Regions from separate parts of the Homo sapiens genome. Here region 1 is linked to region 2. A link is a contact called in ENCODE Hi-C or POLR2A ChIA-PET data. All regions are on one chromosome and are shown on one strand. Each heading gives the region's core, a stretch centred on a gene start or an enhancer-like site at or near the end of the contact. The rest is flanking DNA. Distances are from core to core; before and after follow the strand shown.

Region 1 (4,782 bases), core at 2,167-4,666, 260 kb before region 2:
GGAGGCTGAGGTGGGAGGATCACGAGGTCAGGAGTTCGAGACCAGCCTGGACAACATGGTGAAACCCCATCTCTACTAAAAATACAAAAATTAGCTGGGCGCGGTGGCGGGCACCTGTAATCCCAGCTACTTGGGAGGCTGAGGCAGGAGAACCCGGGAGGCAGAGGTTGCAGTGAGCAGAGATTGTGCCACTGCACTCCAGCCTGGGGGACAAAGCAAAACTCCATCTCGGGTAAAAAAAACCCAAAAACCAAAAAAAAAAAAAAACCAAAAACCTGGGGTAGAAGAGCCCCTTTGGGAGAGCCTAGGGGTGTTGCTGGTCCCAGGCTGCCTGAATGGTGGGGCTGCCTGAATGGTGGAAGCATTACCCTAAGACCCAGGGTCTCAGGGAGAAATGTGAGCTGCCAAAGATGGTGCCTTCTTGTCCAGGGTGCTAGGTAGTGGTTGAGAAAAGAGGGGGTCTTCATGTTCTCAATGCATGGCAGCCTCCCTTGCCTAGTGCGCACGGGCAGACTGAAGTAGGTTAGAGTCCACTAGCACTTCCTGGTGCTACCACTAGGGCGTGCTGTTTGCTGGAGTGTGGGTTTTACCCCCAGCAGATTTCTGTCTCAAAATTCCACGGATAGGACTTCACTTTTCAGATGCTACCAGTCAGGAATGAAACCCTGTACACTTCTCTCTCCATTCCCCCTCACAGTTTTCCCTTCCTTTGTCCCTCCTTCCTTCCTTTCTTTTACGTCATATTAGGACACATGCCCACCCCTTGGTGCCAGTGAATTTGGTCTTAAAAGGGCAGGCGTGATGATGTGTTTGTGTTTTTTTTTTTGTTTGCTTTAGAAGTGGGCACCCTAGCAATAGCAGCACTGCCAAGAGGACTTGTAATCACCTCTTATCCCTGCAAAGAATGAGAAAGGGGAGGGGCAGCCAGGAAGGAGATTAACAAACTTTGTTGGAGCCTTTCGTCTAGGCTATAGACTGAAGGATGACAGAGGCTTTCTTTCTTTTTAATCTAGTCTGCTTACATCTTCCCCCAGGTAATTCATGTAGATAATTCCTGTCCAAAAGCAAGGTCTAAGGTGGCATCGGTGGCTCACGCCTGTAATCCCATCACTTTGGGAGGCAGAAGCAGGTGGATCAGTTGAGGCCAGGAGTTCAAGACCGGCCTGGCCAACATGGCAAAACCTCGTCTCTACTAGAAATACAAAAATTAGGCTGGGCACAATGGCTCATGCCTGTAATCCTAGCACTTTGGGAGGCCGAGGTGGGCGGATTGCCTGAGTTTAGGAGTTTAAGACCATCCTGGTCAATGTGGTGAAACCCCGACTCTACTAAAAACAAAAAAGATTAGCTGGGCGTGGTGGTGTGCACCTGTAATCCCAGCTACTCGGGAGGCTGAGGCAGGAGAATTGCTTGAACCCAGTAGGTGGAGGTTGCAGTGAGCCGAGATTGCACCACTGCACTCCAGCCTGGGCGACAGAGTAAGTGTCTGTCTCAAAATAAATAAAATAAAATAAAATAAAATAAAATAAAAATACCGAAATAAAAACACAAAAATTAGCCAGGTGTAATCCTAGTTACTCAGGAGGCTGATGCATGAGAATTGCTTGAACCAGGAGGTGGTGGAGGTTGCAGTGAGTCAAGATCGTGCCACTGCACTCCAGCCTGGGGGACAGAGTGAGACTCTGTCTCAAAAAAAGAAAATAAATAAAAAAAAAAAAAAATAAAAGGAAGGCCTAGAGACTAAGGCAGGCCAGGGGGATGGGGAGATGGAGAGATAGTATACTTGTGTGATTAAGAGTATATGAGCTCTGGAGGTTCCATGAGATAATGTGCTTAAGTCCTTAGCAGTGTGTCTGGCCCAGTAAGTGCTCAATAAGTGATAGCAATTATTATTACAGGAGCATTTTGGAGAAAAGGAGAGTCTCCTCCAGAAGGATTTCAGATCATTGTGAGCCTGTCTTGGGAGAAGCATGATCTCTGGGAACGCTCACACCAGAATCCTCCTCCTAGATTAAATTAAAAGTTTAAAGAGCTAGAATGGGAGGATGTATGGTAGAGATGTCTCCCAGAGATATTTAGATCTCTATTCTCTGGTTGTAGAATAACCAAAGAGGGTTAGAACAGATAGGAGAAGAAACAGACAGTTGGATTTCAGAATGGATAGGGTCTATTTCTGTTGGTAAAAGAGACTCAGAATACCAGATTTAAAGTAAATAATAAAGATAGCATAAACTATGTGATTTCCAAAAAGTGCTCAGCTTCCTCTGCCTGTTCTGGGCCTGTCTGTCCAACAGAATTCAGTGAAATCTGATTTCCTCATATTCTTTTTTAATTTTTTTTTTTTGAGATGGAGTCTTGCTGTGTTGCCCAGGCTGGAGTGCAGTGGCCTAATGTGGGTTCACTGCAAGCTCCGCCTCCCGGGTTCATGCCATTCTCCTCATTCTCCTGCCTCAGCCTCCCGAATAGCTGGGACTACAGGTGCCCGCCACCACGCCCGGCTAATTTTTATTTTTTTGTGTTTTTAGTAGAGACGGGGTTTCACCGTGTTAGCCAGGATGGTCTTGATCTCCTGACCTTGTGATCCGCCTGCCTCAGCCTCCCAAAGTGCTGGGATTACAGGCGTGAGCCACCGCGTCTGGCCTGATTTCCTCATATTTTTTAGGAAAGTGGAGTCAACTTATATTTGAGGAAGGCGTTTATAGGAATTTATGCTTATCCCAGAGATCTTGGTATGTTTTGTCAAGAATGAAAAGGCACGTGGGTCTGGTGGGGATGCAGTCAGATATTTGATCTCTTGACTGTGTTTCTTTTGAAGTAGTCTGAGGCTCAGACTTTGGGGCAGTGGCCCAGGCTTGGAGGCAACCCCCCAGTCTCTCTTTGCATGGGGAAGTGTGCAGAGTTCTCTTAGAACACCCAGTCACATGGTGTAGAGACTGCTCTTACACTTCCTGTAATCTCAGCATGGGAACAAGCCTTTGTGTCACACTGTGCAACCTTCCTCCCTTTCTTAAATGCTTGGGGTGAGAGAGAAGAGAGGCTAGGGTGGGGCATGGAGGACACAGAGAGAGAGAGTGCTGTGTATTCCTTCCCCGCTACTGTCCTGTCCTCAGCTAACTTGCTCTGGGACAGCTTCCCCAGGGCTACAGATACTGCACTCAGCTGACTGTCCTTTCTTCTGGGCCCCTGGTCCCAGAGCAGAGCTGACAAAGGAGATTCCTGAGAGAGCACCTTCTTATCACAGAAAGTGCTGAGCCAAGAGCTCCTAGCTGCCCCTTTTGCAGATGTGAAGGGCCAGTGAACCTTGGACCCAGATGGTTGCTTAATACTCCTTTCCCCCTCCCTCACTCCTTCCTTTGCGGGCTGCCTCACCTCCTCCACCCTTCTTGCTTAAATCCATAGGCATTTGTCTGGCCTTCCCTTTTACTGCTGGCTGGGAAGGAGGAGCATCAGACCACAGATCCTGGAAGGCACTTCTCTCCCTGACTGCTGCTCACACTGCCGTGAGAACCTGCTTATATCCAGGACCAAGGAGTGAGTGTGCGTTCCACCCTCTTCTCATCTCCACTTACCTTGCTAACCCTCCTCTTTGCTGCTGTGCAGTGTCTAATCGCTTCTTCTCCCGAGTGCCTCTCACCCTAACATCTCTCCATTGCTTGACTAGCCTCTCCCATTTTCCTCTCAGCTGTCTCCTGTTCGGTGTTTTCCAGCATGTGCTGCCTGGCTGCAGCTGTCTCCCTGCCTTGGCTCGGGGTGATATCTCTCCAGCAGCAACTCTGGGGTAGGGAGTGGCCATCAGCTGCCTCCAATCATCCCTAGGTTTTATGGTACATTGGATCGCCCTTCTCTCATTCATACTTTTTTGGGTGATTCAACGATGCTGATGTGAGGGATCGATAGCAGGAGGCTTAGAATACCAGAGAATGGGAAAGGAAAAGCAAGGAAAAGATAATAGCCTGTCTTCTTTCAGGGTGAAGTGGGTCTACTTGGGCTTTGCCAGGGCTGAAGACTCCAGCTAAGGGTTAAGGGATGCTCTTTGGGCAGGAGGATGGTTGTGGGTTTCCAGCAGGTTTCTGAAGCCTTTAGTTTTGGCAGACGTAGAGTCCTTGGGGAAAAGAGCAGTGTCATGAGACGCTCCCACAGATTAGCTGCTGGTAGGGTCAGTTCCTAATGTTGTACCTCAGCACAGGTGATCCCTGAAGCTGAAATTGGAGGGAAGACGGGTTTTGGATAAGGCTGAAAACTCGGGGTCAAGCCATTATAGTTATTTTCTGGGAGCCGCCACACTGCCCCCATGCCTGTCTTGTATTATAGCAGGCTCAGAGAGAACCAACATTTAGTGTTTTGTTTTTGATTTTGTTTTTTTTTTGAGACAGAGTTTTGCTCTTGTTGCCCAGGCTGGAGTGCAATGGCCCAGTCTTAGCTTACCGCAACCTCTGCCTCCCGGGCTCAAGTGATTCTCCTGCCTCAGCCTCCCAAGCAGCTGGGATTACAGGCATGTGCCACCACGCATGGCTAATTTTTGTATTTTTAGTAGAGACTGGGTTTCTAAATGTTGGTCAGGCTGGTCTCGAACTCCCGACTTTAGGTGATCTGCCCGCCTTGGCCTCCCAAAGTGCTGGGTTTACAGATGTGAGCCACAGCGCCCGGCCCAAGATTTAGTTCTCTATTTGGTGAGTCGGGTGGGCAGCAATGTCCTAATGATGAGAGACAGATCCTTTCTCTCTGGCGAATGAGTGCCTTCTCTTAAAAATTCAAGTTGGAGGCTGGGCAAGGTGGCTCACG
Region 2 (4,627 bases), core at 2,025-4,524:
TGTGAGTGGAGTGAAGGAAAGAAACAGTAAACAATATAATGTGACAGTAAATGGGGCTGGGGAGGGAGCTGCTTAGGGTGGTTAGGAAGGACCTCTCTGACCAGGTGACCTTTAGGCTGAGATCTGACAGCTAAGAAAGAGTCAGCGAAGGGACCAGCCATGGGGAGTGTGTCTGGATATTAGTTATCCCCATTGGCATATGCTTGAGTAGTGGATAAGTATTGCCTTGAGGCCACAAACATCAATTTTTTTTTTTTTTAGATGGAGTCTTGCTCTGTTGCCCAGGCTGGAGTGCAATGGCGCGATCTCGGCTCACTGCAATCTCCACTTCCTGGGTTCAAGCAATTCTCCTGCCTCAGCCTCCCTAGTAGCTGGGATTACAGGCGCCCGCCACCATGCCCAGCTAATTTTTTGTATTTTTACTAGAGATGGGGTTTCACCATGTTTGCCAGGCTAGTCTTGAACTCCTGACCTCAAGTGATCTGCCCGCCTTGGCTTCCCAAAGTGCTGGGATTACAGGCGTGAGCCACCGTGCCCGGCAACATCAAATATTTATTGAGGGAGTGCCTCCTAAAGGTACAGAGCTCTGCCTTGCCATTCTGATCTCATCCTGAAGGGGGATCAAATCCATGCAGGCAGAGTCAGGAAGAGGGAAGGGCCACGGAGGCAGGAAACAAGACACTTAGTCTTAGGGGGCCTGGGAATGCCAGTCAATTCATGCTCCTTCCTCTGATGGCTGAATCTGGAACCACTTGGTATTTCTGAGTCCACAGAGCTTGGTGGAAAGCCTGGGATCCGAGTCTGGTGGGGATCAGGGCCTAGTTCACCGTGATCCTGTGCAAGCCGCTCCATGTGCCTTCTGATTTGTAAAAGAGGAGAGAATACTCTGTCTACCACTGGGGTTTATCATTTTGATCAAAAGAGTTGATGTTTGCTTTGGTGTTGTACAGATGTAGGATATTGTTAATAAGGAGTCCAGATAAGGATGTCGTTCCACCCATTTCCCTTGGTAAATCACTGGAATAACTTGGGTCAGCAAGGATAAGGTGGACACCTTAGAGGTTGGTAAAAATAGAATCTTGCAGCCTCCACTGGAAAGAAGTCCCTTTTAAGGTTTACCTACTTTCCTCCCATCAAGGCTGGAAGCATGAAATGGAGACCAGGTGCTCCCCATTATGTAAACCATATTCCTTCATCTACCTAGACTCTCTTAGGTCCTGCCAGCCTTGTCTTCTTACACTTATATGATCTTCCTCTAATATTTTCCTTTTTTGTTGTTGTTGTTGCTAAATTTCATGTGGGTGGTTCGGGGAAAGGGTAGACTTGCACTCCTCCCCACTAATCAGTGGGATTTTAGGAAGGCTTTGAAAATGGGAAGGATCCTCCCCTCAGATCCTATCACCTTTGGAATGGGAACATGCCCACATTTCCAGAGCGAACAGACACTGGAGTCCTCTCTTCTCAAAGGTGGCGAACCGTCCTGGAGTGACGTGGGGTGTTCTGGCCTGCGAGGAGATGGCTGCCCGCAGAACCTGCCCGCTGGAGGGCGCTGCAGAGGTCTGGCTCCGTGCTTTCAGATGTGTTCGGCCAGGGGCTCCAGGGGCTCCTTCTGAAAGCAGAGAAGCCCCCAGAGGTTGAGAGGGGAGATAAGACGTGAGCCTTTTCAGCTGTGATGTGGTGAGGAGTCAGGGAGGCCGTGAGCACTGTGGGGCCAGAAGTGTTGGCTTCTGTCAGAAACTCGGCCCAGCCTGACCGCTGCCTCCTGGCCCTGTCATTTCCCCTCCATCACGCGCTTCCTTCTGGAAGCCGGAAGCAGGAGGTGGGAAGCTGCGGAGGTAGTGACAAAATCATGGTGTAACAAGAAGCTCCTAGGGCCGAAGTGACTGGAGAGGTGGCCACATACTATGAGAAACACCAGCGCACCGGCAGGGCCTGGGGAGTTCTGAGCTCTCCCGGGCTGTGTGAAGCCGCAGCCAGCCCACTTTTTTCTCAGTATGGCAGTGCCATCTGACCTGGCCCAGCCCATCTTGTTCGGGTCATGGTTCGTCTTCCTGGGCATTCTGATGCATTCCCACTTCATATTTGCACTGGGATTTCAGTTTACTAAGCATTCCACACCCATTACTGCTTTCAATCCCTTCAACAACACTGAGAATAGGTGGGCAGGTATTTTTATCTCTATGTGAATAATAACACATGGGGACTCAGAAAAATTAAAGGCCCCAGGAGAGAAGGCTAGTGAGGGGCAGTGACGCTTAGGGACAAACAACTGGTTCTCCTGCCTCCTGCCTGAGGACTCCTGCCTGAGGAGAATATAGTAACAAAAGCCTCTGTCTTGCAATTGCAGCCATTAACACATCTCTTTCATACCCACTACTCACTGGACTGTTAACTCCTTGAAGACAGAAACTCTGTGTGTGTGTGTGTGTGTGTGTGTGTGTGTATTTAATGGGAGCAGTACTTTCTTGAGGCATAATTACATGAAAATACACTAATGATGCATTTGATATATATATAGCCATCACCCAAGATAAAGATATGGAACATTTCCACCACCCCTGAAGGTTTCCTCGTGCCCCTTTTCAATCCATCCTTCTACCCCAGAGGCAAACAGTGCCCTAATTTCTATCACCTGTGATGCGTTTTGCCTGTTCTTGGACTTCATCTGTATGGAGTCATAGTTTGCACAGAGACTGAATCCCCAGAGCACGACACAGCCTGGCACATGGCAGGTATACAATGCCAAAGAAAGCCTGGTTCTTAAACTACCTGTGAGAGAGAGTTCGTCCCACCGGGAAACTGAGGCGGTGGGCGGTTAGTGACCTGCCAAAGGCACGAGTGTATGATGTGGTGGATCCCGGACTCCAGCCAGCCTAATTCCGAACCCAAGGCCTCCTCCGGGCCCCCAGCCCTCCCTGGGCACTTCCTCCAGGGCTCCGGGTGGAGCGGGTCTGACGATCCCGGACGAACAGCGCCCCCTGCTGCCGGCCCAGGCCCCAGGCCCTCCTCTCCTTTGGGGGGGGATGTGACAGGATGACACAGGCCTTGCGCCCAGCGCAGTGACGGGCACAGGGCAGGGACTTGTGGGATAAAAGTCACCTGCCCTTTTATTTTCCTCGGAAAAGAGCTTTTCCTAAACTTTGGGGGCTTTCTATCTCCAGAATTAACAGACAAAGGGAGAAGAGGTCTTTTTGGTGGAGCGCTGCTGCCCCCATGCGGGTGGATGGCGACACTACCGAAGAGCAGGCGATCAAGCCTGGTATTTTTGGGTTTCAGGTTCTGCGGCTCCCTGAGACCAGCAGATTCCTGGTCTCCGGGTCCCTGGGTCCCGGACGTGTCCATCAAGGCGTCCATTAGGGCCATCACCTAATGGACAAGCATCAGGGTAAGGGGGGAGGTGCTATTGGGGGGGGGTCCCTCAGAGAATCAGCCCTAGCTCTGTGTGGGGGCAAATACGGCCTCCCCACCTCCTTCCCTCCCAGGAGACACTGGCCTGAGCATAAGTCTCGAGGGTCTGCCCTGTACTAAGCAAGCGCTTAATCAGGTGAGATCAAGGTCTGATCTTGGCTGGTTTGGAGGGGCAGCAGAGGTGCGGTGAGGGAGGCGGCTCAGCGGTGGGGCCAGCAGCACCTCCCCAGCCTGCTTGCGGGCCCGGTGCAAGTCACCGAGGGGCCGGCAGCCCCTCCCAGCCTGGCATGTTGGCCTTGCTGCACCTGCGGTTGGGGGGTGGTGTAACGGCCCAGCCTGCTCCCCTCGGCACGTGGCCTGGGGCGATGCTATCTCTAACTCAGTATTTTAAACTCTTCTTTCCAGAGGATGTGGCTTCTGCGGGAGAGCTTCAAAGGGTGCCCTACTTGCCCCTCTTGGTAACCATGACGTCATGGAAATGGGAGGGGACCGCCCCAGCCCCCAAACACCTGGAGGGAAGTGGGAGACTTTTTCCACTTCCTGTTCTACTTGTGGCTACTGACTCAATGTCTGACCTGTTTATTAATTGCAAAATATAGCTCTATGTGTGCTACCCAGAGAGGCCTCAGGCCTGTGTGTCTCTGTGTGAAAGGAGGCCTGCACTCCCCACCCCTCGCCGCGTTGCCCAGGTGGCCTTGACACAGACGCAGGGCGCTGGTGGTCCTGCAGCCTTCCGGCAGCCAGAATGACAGCACTGGGTCTCCATGTGCTTGCTCCCCCAGACTCATCCCAGTCAGAAGCTCGTCTTCCCACACATGGCTCACGGAGGTAGATGGGTTTTAGAGTAGGACTCATGGAGAAACTGAGGCGAACCCACATAAAGTGACTGTTGGCTCTGGACCTCAGTGTGGTCACACAGTGAGGTCAGACTCCCAGGTACCCTGCGTGATTTACCACAGTCCCTGTCCTCCAGGCTTTGTTGGATAGATGTGTGCCTGCCTGGGGGCTGCCCTGAGCAAGGGGCCACCACTCAGGCTTTCCTTGTTCTGAAGTTCTTGACAAGTTACTTTAGCTCTTGGCAAAACTGTGAAGCATTGACTCACCTGACCACTTCCTCTACTAATCCCCACTTTCCTTTCTCCTGTACTCCCCACTCCTCACACTCAGCTCCCCCCACCCAGAGCCTAACTGCAGGAGTCATTCACTTATTCATTTAACG

What was found. A loop is a pair of places that touch in the nucleus more often than their neighbours do. ChIA-PET counts read pairs that join two places held with the same protein, here RNA polymerase II (POLR2A). Pooled maps may share reads with other maps.
Region 1: a map of adrenal gland shows a loop between it and region 2 (4-fold over the local background). The contact joins the promoter of SLC7A7 here to the promoter of LINC02332 in region 2. A Hi-C loop is called at or near these places in 45 of 168 maps with a recorded cell type or tissue (B cell, CD4-positive, alpha-beta T cell, HCT116 and 27 more), 7 of 37 single-sample maps with no recorded cell type and 40 of 50 pooled maps. POLR2A ChIA-PET finds 5 or more read pairs at or near these places in 15 of 52 experiments (BJ, CD4-positive, alpha-beta memory T cell, GM10248 and 11 more).

Annotation. Positions count from the first base shown.
Region 1 is chr14:22,814,069-22,818,850 of GRCh38, reverse strand. It overlaps SLC7A7 (solute carrier family 7 member 7), which reads left to right and starts at 3,416. Exons shown (of 10, transcript NM_003982.4): 1 at 3,416-3,531. RefSeq lists enhancers at 3,327-3,426, 3,615-4,121.
Region 2 is chr14:22,555,709-22,560,335 of GRCh38, reverse strand. LINC02332 (long intergenic non-protein coding RNA 2332) reads left to right here and starts at 3,274. Exons shown (of 3, transcript NR_146543.1): 1 at 3,274-3,385; 2 at 3,483-3,544; 3 at 3,814-4,025. LOC105370399 (a long non-coding RNA gene) reads right to left here and starts at 3,770. Exons shown (of 2, transcript XR_007064066.1): 1 at 2,770-3,770; 2 at 1-1,609. RefSeq lists enhancers at 2,669-2,878, 3,739-4,078, 4,129-4,228 and a silencer at 3,579-3,628.